Regions from separate parts of the Homo sapiens genome. Here region 1 is linked to region 2. Evidence: read pairs that join two places in POLR2A ChIA-PET (ENCODE). Cell type or tissue: CD4-positive, alpha-beta T cell. All regions are shown on one strand.

Evidence for each region. ChIA-PET counts read pairs that join two places held together with the same protein. Peaks named below come from ENCODE experiments on the same cell type or tissue, not always from the same donor. Only the 100,000 strongest peaks of a DNase experiment are listed, where the experiment ranks them.
Region 1: POLR2A ChIA-PET joins it to region 2 with 5 read pairs; 1 of 35 experiments calls an interaction of 5 or more read pairs at or near these places.

The regions. Positions count from the first base shown.
Region 1 is chr1:167,468,523-167,473,522 of GRCh38, forward strand. The region is part of intron 1 of CD247 (CD247 molecule); the gene reads right to left. All of the region lies in intron 3 of LOC101928512 (a long non-coding RNA gene), which reads left to right. Among named protein-coding and RNA genes, the nearest start is that of CD247, 48 kb to the right of the region's middle. In CD4-positive, alpha-beta T cell, no CTCF peak of the experiment used is centred here; no DNase peak of the experiment used is centred here; H3K4me3 peaks cover 358 bases; H3K27ac peaks cover 1,358 bases.
Region 2 is chr1:167,088,145-167,093,144 of GRCh38, forward strand. GPA33 (glycoprotein A33) reads right to left here and starts at 2,233. Exons shown (of 7, transcript NM_005814.3): 1 at 2,101-2,233. The coding sequence starts at 2,143. LOC124904451 (a long non-coding RNA gene) reads left to right here and starts at 456. Exons shown (of 3, transcript XR_007066717.1): 1 at 456-540; 2 at 1,179-1,267; 3 at 2,642-3,237. RefSeq lists an enhancer at 2,259-2,408. In CD4-positive, alpha-beta T cell, no CTCF peak of the experiment used is centred here; a DNase peak (open chromatin) is centred at 2,647; H3K4me3 peaks cover 2,512 bases; H3K27ac peaks cover 2,475 bases.

The DNA of each region.
Region 1 (5,000 bases), 380 kb after region 2:
GTTTAATTCGAAGACTCCTCAAAGTGAGCCTCCTGGTAGCCCAGCAGGAACTGTTTTAGAGTCTTCTTCCTTCAGTTACAGTCAGTGACTTGCATAGAGAGCTCAGGTCACCTGGCTCATCTCAGGCACTCACCAGACACCTGGGAAGGGCTGGTATTTCTACCCTTGATACTTTGCTCCCAGTAAAGGGAAACCAAGGCTGAGAACCCTCACTTTTCTTTACCCACCTTTGTTCTTAGCCCTGCCTTCTGCTAAATTGTAACCAACAAATCCACAGTGGCTAAAATTCCCAGTCATGCAGTCGCTCCTAGACTGAGATGCTCCACCCGGCTGATTTGTTGTGAATTAAGGGAACCAAAAAATAAAGTGCTCTCTTTCCTTCCAAGCAGGGAAAGGAAGCTACATTCCCAAACATAGAGAAGAGCAAACTGCAATAAAAAAAAAAAAAACAGGAGTTCCTACCACTAAAAAATACGTGATCTGTTTTGCTTTGTTTTGTCTTTTTCCTGGAGTGCAGTGGCACAATCTCAGCTCTCTGCAACCTCCACCTCCTGGGTTCAAGTGATTCTCATGCCTCAGCCACCCGAGTAGCTAGCACTACAGGTGTGTGCCACAGTGCCCGGCTAATTTTTGTATTTTTAGTAGAGACAGGGTTTCACCATGTTGGCCAGGCTGGTCTTGAACTCCTGACCTCAAGTGATCTGCCCCCCCTCAGCCTCCCAAAAAGTGCAGCCTCCCAAAGTTTGGCAAGAAGCATTTATACATTTGTGGGACTGAGTCCATTTAAATCGTCCAAATGTCCAGATCCAAACCATGGGCCCACAGAGCTAAGGAGTTGTCTTGGAAGATGGAGACGTATTTGATTTTCAGTTGTAAGATCCAGTTAAACAAGGGAATTCACTGGAGAAGGAAATCGAGTCTTTCCCTGTCCTCTGGCATTGGATTACTTCCCAGTATGCTTAAGTGGTTCTTGTTGATGTTGGGACACTTAACTACACTCATTAAGACAGTCACGGGCATTGACTCTGCATTTTTTAATCTGACATTTTCTGTTTTCCAAGCGATTTTATTTTCAAGAACAATGCAGATCTCCCCTCCTCACCCCTTTTTTTTTCTTCCAATAATTAGGCCTGAAAGCAGAGTGAGAGATAAAGGAAAGTGTTCAAGCAAATGATCTGAGGTTCTAGAATAAATATGTCCTAGTCATTACAGAGCTGTTTGAAAGCCTGTGATTGGCCTCCTATGGTCACTGGGGCACAGCCTCCTTGGATGGCATCTCTGCCTCTCCTAGATGTCTTGGAGAGAATCAAGACTCAGGCCTTGGACCTCTTCTCTAATCTTACACACTTCTTTTGTGATTTCATCTATTCATTCTCGGTACTTTATTTTATTTTATTTTATTTTTTTTGAGATGGAGTCTCACTCTCGTCACCCAGGCTGGAGTGCAATGGTGCGATCTCGGCACACGGCAACCTCCGCCTCCCAGGCTCAAGTGATTCTCTTGCCTCAGCCTCCTAAGTAGCTGGGATTACAGGCTCATGCCATCATGCCCAGCTAATTTTTGTATTTTTAGTAGAGATGGGGTTTCACCATGTTGGCCAGGTTGGTCTTGAACTCCTGACCTCAGGTGATCCACCCATCTCAGCTTCCCAAAGTGGTGGGATTACAGGCATGAGCCACCATGCCTGGCCTTTTCTCAGTACTTTAAAATATCATCCGTATACTGTTGACCCCACCATTTAGATCTACAGCCCCAGTTCTCTCCTGAAATCCAGACTCGAACATCCATTCAATATCTAACGGACAACTCAGCTCTACTTGTCCTAAGCAGAACTCCTTATTTCTCCCCCAGCAAACCTGCCTTTTCCAGGGTCATTGGGTAACATGAGGAAGAATTTGATTTCTCAATCCAAAACTGGGGGAAATATTTTTTTTATTTCCTATATGACTTTTGGGCTTACAGAAGTAAAAATGTTAATTGTAAAAAAAAAAAAAAAAAAAAAAAGAAACAAGGAAAATACAGAAAAGCGTGGAAAAGAAAATAAAAATTAGCCAAAAACCAACCACTCAAACATAATCTTTAACATTTTGCTATATTTTCTTCTAATGTTTTTTTCTACTGCTTTCCTTTTTTTCAAAATTAGGATCATATGTTAGGGTTTGTGTTTGTTTGATTTTTCTTAGTATTACCTATTTTTTGACTATTTTGAGGTATTGCTATGTATAATAATTTACTCAGCTATGCCCTTATTGTTAGAAATGCAGGTTATCGTTGATTTTTAGTATTATAGTGCTGCAGTCAACATCCTTGAACACAAATATTTTATTCCACTGATTATTTCTTTCTTTCTTTTTTTTTTTTTTTTTGAGATGGAGTCTCACTCTGTCACCCAGGCTGGAGTGCAATGGCACAATCTCGGCTCACTGCAACCTCCACCTCCTGGGTTCAAGCAACTCTCCTGCCTCAGCTTCCCGAGTAGCTGGGACTACAGGCGCCCATCACCACGCCCGGCTAATTTTTTATATTTTTAGTACAGGTGGGTTTTCACCGTGCTAGCTAGGATGGTCTTGATTTTCTAACCTCGTGATCTGCCTGCCTCGGCTTCCCAAAGTGCTGGGATTATAGGTATGAGCCACTGCGCTCAGCGTGATTATTTCTTCAGAATAAATTAAGACACATGGAAACATGTACCCTAAAAGACAAATATATTTTTCTGGAAAGTAACTCACCCTTAAATTTAAAGAAAATTGGCTCTATCTTTCTGGAAAGTAATTCAGCTCTAAATTTTCTGGGCTATTTAAACTTAGGGCTGACTTACTTTCCAGAAAGACAAAACCAATTTACATTCAGCAGTTTTTGAGAGACTCTAATTCATTGTGTTCTCACCACACTGGGTATTATCATTAAACAGACACACAGCAAACAAAACAACTCAACCTACCCAGTAAGCAAAAATAGTCTAATTTTAAAATTTGCATTTTTTTGAATAGTAGCAATGTTGAACATTTTTTTCATGTGTTTTCTTCACCCTGTGTATTTCCTATTTTATGAATTGTGTGGTGATGACTTTTGCTTATATTTTGTTTATGTGTTTTAGAGATGGGGGTCTCATTCTGTCTCTCACGCTGGAGTCCAGTGGTATGTTCCTAGCTCACTGCAGCCTTGAACTCCTGGGCTCAAACGATCTTCCAGCCTCAGCCTCCAGGGTAGCTGGAGCTACAGGCATGAGCCACTACACTCGGCTTTATTTTTCTTTTGATGTACCCTCTTACAAAGTGATTTCTTTTTTTTTTCTTTCTGTTTCTTTCTTTTTTTTTTTTTTTTTTTGAGACTGAGTCTTGCTCTGTCACCCAGTCTGAAGTGCAGTAGTGCGATCTCGGCTCACTGCAACTTCTGCCTCCTGGATTCAAGCAATTCTCCTGCCTCAGCCTCCTGAGTAGCTGGGACTACAGGTGACCACCACCACACCCAACTAATTTTTTGTATTTTTAGTAGAGATGGGGTTTCATCAAGTTGGCCAGGCTGGTCTCAAACTCCTGACCTCAGGTGATCCACTCGCCTCAGCCTCCGAAAGTGCTAGGATTACAGGCATGAGCCACTGTGTCCAGCCCTAAATGATTTCTAAGAGCGTGTTACATATTAAGGATTCATCCTTTTCCTATGGTATATACTGTGAATATTTTCCCTCTTTACCATCTACCTTTTATTTGGTGTCTTTGGCACATAGAAGTTGAAATTTAAGTCATCAGATTTTTGCTTAGAAAATCTTTCCTCATTTTGAGATCAAAGATCATTCACTTATATTTTCTTGGGGGTACTATTTTCAATGTCCTGATAAAACGCTCACAATAAAAAAATTAGGAAGTGTTTTAGGCTGCAGTTCAGGTTGGCAGAATTATGCCTATGGCCAAATGTGTTTGTATGCACTCACACACAGTGTGTGCACATGCGGGAAAGCAAGTCTAGCAAAATTTATTTTATCTATTTAAATGCATTACAATTAAGAAAGCAAAATGTGGACTTTTTTTTTCAAGGGGACAGTAACAACGAAGCGAAGAATTCTGTTTCATAGCTGGGTGAGGGAGGGTATTGTTGCACATCTATTAGGATTTTGCTGGCTGTTGAAGTCAGGTCCTACTGCAGATTGTGTATTTATCACAGTTTTCTTTAAAGAAGTAAAATCAAAGTGGGCAAAGGCATCTGTTGGAAGCGCTCTAAATATGCAGATATTCTTGAGGGAGACACAACATTACTAATCTTGTGTCTGACCCTCTTGTGTCTGATCCTGCCACTCCCACACACTGTGAGGGCCTGTTCGGCTTGGTGTCCTCATGGCCTAGTGACCCCCATGGCCTAGAGAGGATTCTTTGTGTGTCCACACCTGTGTTGCCTGCATGAAAGATCAGTGAACATTTGCTAGTGTGTGGAATTCCTTGGCCTTCCCGGCAGCCCCTGCCCACCTGCTCCTCTGGCCTGACCACCTTTGCCCTCCAGCCCACACAAGTATTCTACAGCTGGGGCCTTGAAGGATATCAGATGTCTACTCCTTAGGCGTCTTCTTCAAGTTTTACACACACACACACACACACACACACACACACACCCATCTGTAGTCTTACAGGGAGATCTATTCTGAGGCCTTTCCTTGAAGAGCTGTGGTTCTGTGTTCACACTCCCTCTTACACCCTCTGGGTGGTTCTCTGACCTGAGATAGCCAGCTGTCCCGAGCTGCCCTCCACCGCCCAGGGGGCAAGTGTGGTTTCTCCTGCTCCCTGCTTGCCATCTCCTTCTCTCTGGGCCTTTCTCTCCTCCAAGGCCCATCTGAGGGCAGCTGCAACCTGCATATTGTTTCGAAAATAAGGTTGCTTCCTGCCTACCTGCAGACCACCCACGCCCACAGGCTACTAGGAGAAATGTCATTTAGCCGCGCTCACAGCCAGTGATTCACAGAGCTTCTCGCCAACTCCTTCAACCCCAACTGCAGCTTGAGAATGAGGCG
Region 2 (5,000 bases):
AAGAAGAGAAAAGCCCAGTAAGTCCTCTGGAACCCAAGTCAAGCTCCACCTCCTCCAGGAAGCCTTTCCTAATGTCCCTGCTCCTAACTGGGTCTCCCTTACCTGCGCAAAGGAAGAGGTGGTATCCTCTCATGAGGCATGGTGGGGAGGGCCGCCTGGTTGCTTTTGGTCGACCTTTGAAGGTCTTCCTTGCTCACCTGCAGTGGCAATGGCTATTTCACTATTTGGTAAACTCTGTTTATATACCTCAAGTCGACCACCAAGCCTGGCTTCTCCTGCCCCACTGCTCTGGCCCCTTCTTCCTCTTAATGTAAGATATGGAGGAAGAAAAGTTGGTGGGCACGTGATTCTGTGCTGGGCAGGCTGTGGTGGGAGGGATGGGGCGGAGGTAGAAGACACTTCATCAGTGTGTCTGAAAACATGCCCAAGACTCGTTCTGCTGGGTGAGTTCCCCAGGGGTCACTTGCCTTCTCATAGGAAGAAGCAAAATGTCCTGCTCCAGGCAATTCAGAGTTACGGCCACTTTTCCCTCCAAGCTGGGTGAGCATCTTGTTTTAAGATCGTTTTTCTAAGCCAAAATTTCTTATTTTTATTCATGCATGGGTCGCAGCCAGTCTACAAGTGTGGGGATATGTGTTGGGGGTTGGGGTGGTGCAGGCATGGAGGAGCTTCTGGCTTACCAGGAGAAGATGGGAGAATCACTGGCCCAGCCAGGGAAGGATGGGTATTTCCTTCAGCCTCCCTCTCTCAGGCCCTGGAGCATCCTCCCTGCCTGAATCTGATGGCTGAGATAGGCCCACTTATGACTAATCATTCCAGACTCCTCACTTCTATGGCACCTGCACAAACTATGTGCTCAGTAAAGAGTTGTTTGGATAAAGGAATGAGCCAACCAGTCCATCTTGGTGGATGATGAGGGGCTTTCTGCCTTCAGTCAGATGAACTTGAGCCAGCCTGAGAGAATGATCTTACCCAGATCTTCCTCCAAACCGTGTGATCCAGCCCTTCCCCAGCAGCAGGCTGCCCTTCCCTCGAGAGCCCCAAGGCCAGGTGTTGAGAGAAAAGCATGTCTAGGGCCTGGGAGAACCAGAATGAGCTGTAGGCCCCGTGGCCCGGGGCTTTCCTGTGTATGCTAAAAAGTGAGCTCTAAACCAGTCTCCTGGTTTCCACTTCCCCAGGCTTGGTGCTCCTGAGTTTCCTGGTATAGCTCTTCTCCTCCCCGTTGCAGCTGGATCCTGGAAGCCCTCAACAGTGTCTGAATTGCAAGGTGATGGCCAAATACACTAAACCAAAGATATTCCTAAACTTTGCCAAACCCTGCGTCTCTCAACTTCCTTCTCTCCATTCTATTTCCTTCCAATGCCCAGCAAAATGGTTGGTACCTTAATGCCAAGACTTTCATTCTAACCCTTAGACACTCCATAGGTCCCCACAGAACACTGTGCTATTAAGCACTTGATGTGGATTCAACCATATACTCATGAATGTCTGATTTTGTTCTGGGAGGTTTCCCTCCCAGAGGGAAATGCTCAGAGTCCCAGAATTTTCAATGACCAGGGTCCCAGAAGTGGCAAGGAGCTTTGGCCTTTGGAAAAGACCCATCTAGTTTGTTGTTTGTTTTTAGGGTTTGAATCTTCTCTTGCTCTGTGAATGATACGGGATAAGTTGCATTGTCTCTTCTGCCTCAGTTTCCTGTCTCTTTCTCTGGTTTTAACACAAACGTTAATATACTAGATAATGAACATATCTAGATCCACACATCCTGGATTTTCTAGGACAACTCCGATTTCAAATACTTTGTCCACATTGTCAAATCCTGTGTCTGATCCTATAATCTAATTTGGGATAAGAAAATATGGTCTTGAGAGTACTTTGAATTCTTCATTTCAGCAGTGGGCTAGAATGTTATTTACTAATATGTAAATAAAAACCATTCTGATTCTGGGCACTGGTCCGGAATGTGTAATTCTGGCCCAGCAGGAACGCAGCTGTGTTGCTGGAGGCCCTTCCTGGGAAGGCTCTGACAGAGCCTCTCCTTCAGCCCTAGGTCCCCATGTCTCACCCACCCCTGGGCACTGGAGAGAAAAGGGGCCTACTCACCTGCACAGAGTGTCCACAACACAGGCCACATCTTCCCCACCATGGTCTTGCTTCTTCTCTGCCCTAAACCTAACCTGTCACTGGCAGCCTCCAGACAGGTCTGAGCTGTCTGGTTAAAGCTACAGCAGCTTCTGGCCTGGCCCAACTGGAGGTCCCTGCAATTTTCCCTCTTCTCACCCACCTCTGCCCAGCCTCAGCTGGATTGGCAGGTGAGCTCCTCAGCTGGATTGGCAGGTGAGCTGGGGCTGGGCTCATGTGTCACCTACTCCAAAGGTCCCAAGAGGAGTCTTCCCTACTTCCCTCAAGTTCCCCTTAAACCAGCCACCTCCCCTGCCTTCTCCCTACTTAACAAGTGTACAAAGTCCTAGACTGCTCACAAAGGGGTAGGCCTCTCTTATAACTGACAGGAAATAAATAATAAAAAGGGAAATGCACTCAGAGGTAGGGTTCCAAGCTAGTAAAAGAAGGGTGTTGCCCATATTTGCTGAAACACTTCAAGACACAATGTGATCTGTTTCTCTACTTCTCTCCTCTTCTACAGCCTCCACCCCACAGTGCGCAAGAGATATAGTCATGAAGAAAACAGGAAGTCTCCCCCTTCAGAGTTTATATTCTGACTGGGAAAGTAGCAAGTTCATAAGTGAAAGAAGATCATCTTGGGGACATGTGACCAACTTGTCTCACTTTTCCTAGGACTGTCCTGGTTTTCAAACCAAAAGGAACCCCCTCAGTCCCAAGCAAATTTGGATGATGGTCACCCTACTGAAAGAATGATCAGTGGTGTGGGACCATAATTCTCCAGGAGCAGTGGCTGTTGCTGGTTTCTTCCATAGATATTTTAGATATATATACACTGTTCTGCAATGATTTATTCATTTTTCATTTAATGAAAGGTTTTAGAAAGCTTTCTGTATCGGTATGTATAGCACCACCACCATCATCTTTTTAAAATGGGGATGATATTTCACTGTATATGAGTGACATGATTTATTTAACCAAACTACTTTTAAGATTGTTTTTCCTCATCTTTCACAACTATGAAAAGATTGCAACCAATATCTATTATGTGTACGATATTTCACACGTGTTGTGATTATACATGTAAGATAAATTCTTAAAAGTAAAATTTCTGACTCACTGAAAGTTATGCATATTTGTAATTTTTATAGATATTGCTAAACTAGCTACCATGAGAATTTTACAGCCTACACTCCTATTAGCAGCATATAAGGATACCTATCTCCCCACACACTCACTAACACAGTTACCAAGTGTTTATGACACAGTTATCAAACTTTCTGCTCATCGCCAATCTAAGTGAACATGATATCCCATGTATATATAATTTACTTTTTAAAATTATTAGTGAAATTTGGCCAGGCGCGGTGGCTCACGCCTGTAATCACAGCACTTTGAGAGGCCAAGGTGGGCTGATCACGAGGTCAAGAGATCGAGGCCATCCTGGCTAACACGGTGAAACCCCGCCTCTACTAAAAATACAAAACATTAGCCAGGTGTGGTGGTGTGCGCCTGTAATCCCAGCTACTTGGGAGGCTGAGGCAGGAGAATGGTGAACTCGGGAGGCAGAGCTTGCAGTGAGCCAAGATGGTGCCACTGCACTCCAGCCTGGGCGACAGAGCAAGACTCTGTCTCAAAAAAAAAAATTATTAGTGAAATTGAAAATCTTTTAATATAGTTGCACATCATATATATTTTCTTTTCTGAGACTAGGTAGCTCATTTGCCCGTATTTCTTTTTTTAATAAATTTTTAAAAATATAGACACAGAATCTCGCTACGTTGACCAGGCTGGTCTTGAATTCCTGGGCTCAAGCAATCCTGCCTCAGTCTCCCAAAATGCTGGGATTACAGGCATGAGCCACCACGTCCAGCCGTTTGGCCATATTTCTATTGAGCTGTTGATCTTTAGCTTGTTGACTTCTAGCAGATCTTTGTATATTAGGGAAAGGAACTTTTGGATGTGATAAGCATTGCAAATATTTCCCCTAGCATTTCTTTGTGTTATGAATTCATAGTATCCTACATGACTTATTGTTATTAATCCTTTTGACTGCTAGGTTTGGTTGACATACAAAATTTGTTGTTTTCTGTTTATTACATTTCACTCAGGCACCTTGTTAATTCTCTTATTATATGTAATAATTGTTCAGCCCCAACATTTTATAATATCTTTGCCAAATTAGTCTTCCTAATTACTTGTCTGCTTGGGTCCTATCACTGACTCTGCAGAACCTAACAAATTAGCTTTTAAGGTATTCTAGCATTTGTTCTCAAACACAGTCTACCTTCCAGAATACGTAATTTATGCTCTGACCAAGTTAGACATATTTTCATACCCAGAACTCATACTTCCTTACCCCCAAAACTTTATTGATGCCACCCCCTCGGTAATTCCCTTCCCCTACTATATCTGCTATTATAATCTTACTTGTCCTTTAGAAGTCAGCTCATATATCACCACTGCTTCTATGAAGTCTTTCCTGATTTCTTCAGTCAGAAGGGCTCTTTCTCACCTTTGAACTCACACAGCACTCTGGATCTCTTTTAGGACACTAACTACATTCTCTCTTATGCTTGAGTTATTTTTGGTCTGTGTCTCATTCCTCCTAATAAACAGTGAGCTCATTCATTCAGCCATTTCTAATGATACGATATACCAGGCATCATTCCACCTAACTAGGAAGAAAGACAACTTTAAGCTATGTGTTTTGCCAATTTTGGTCAAGTAAAGTGTCATATGTAGTAGGTAATCAATGAATATTTTAAGTTGGTAAATGGATGGATAAATGGATGAAAGGATGACTATGGTATGTGTGGGATGAGAGGTGTGGGCTATTTGGCTTTGCTTTGATCATTGTGATGGTAGAGGGGTTAGTAGGG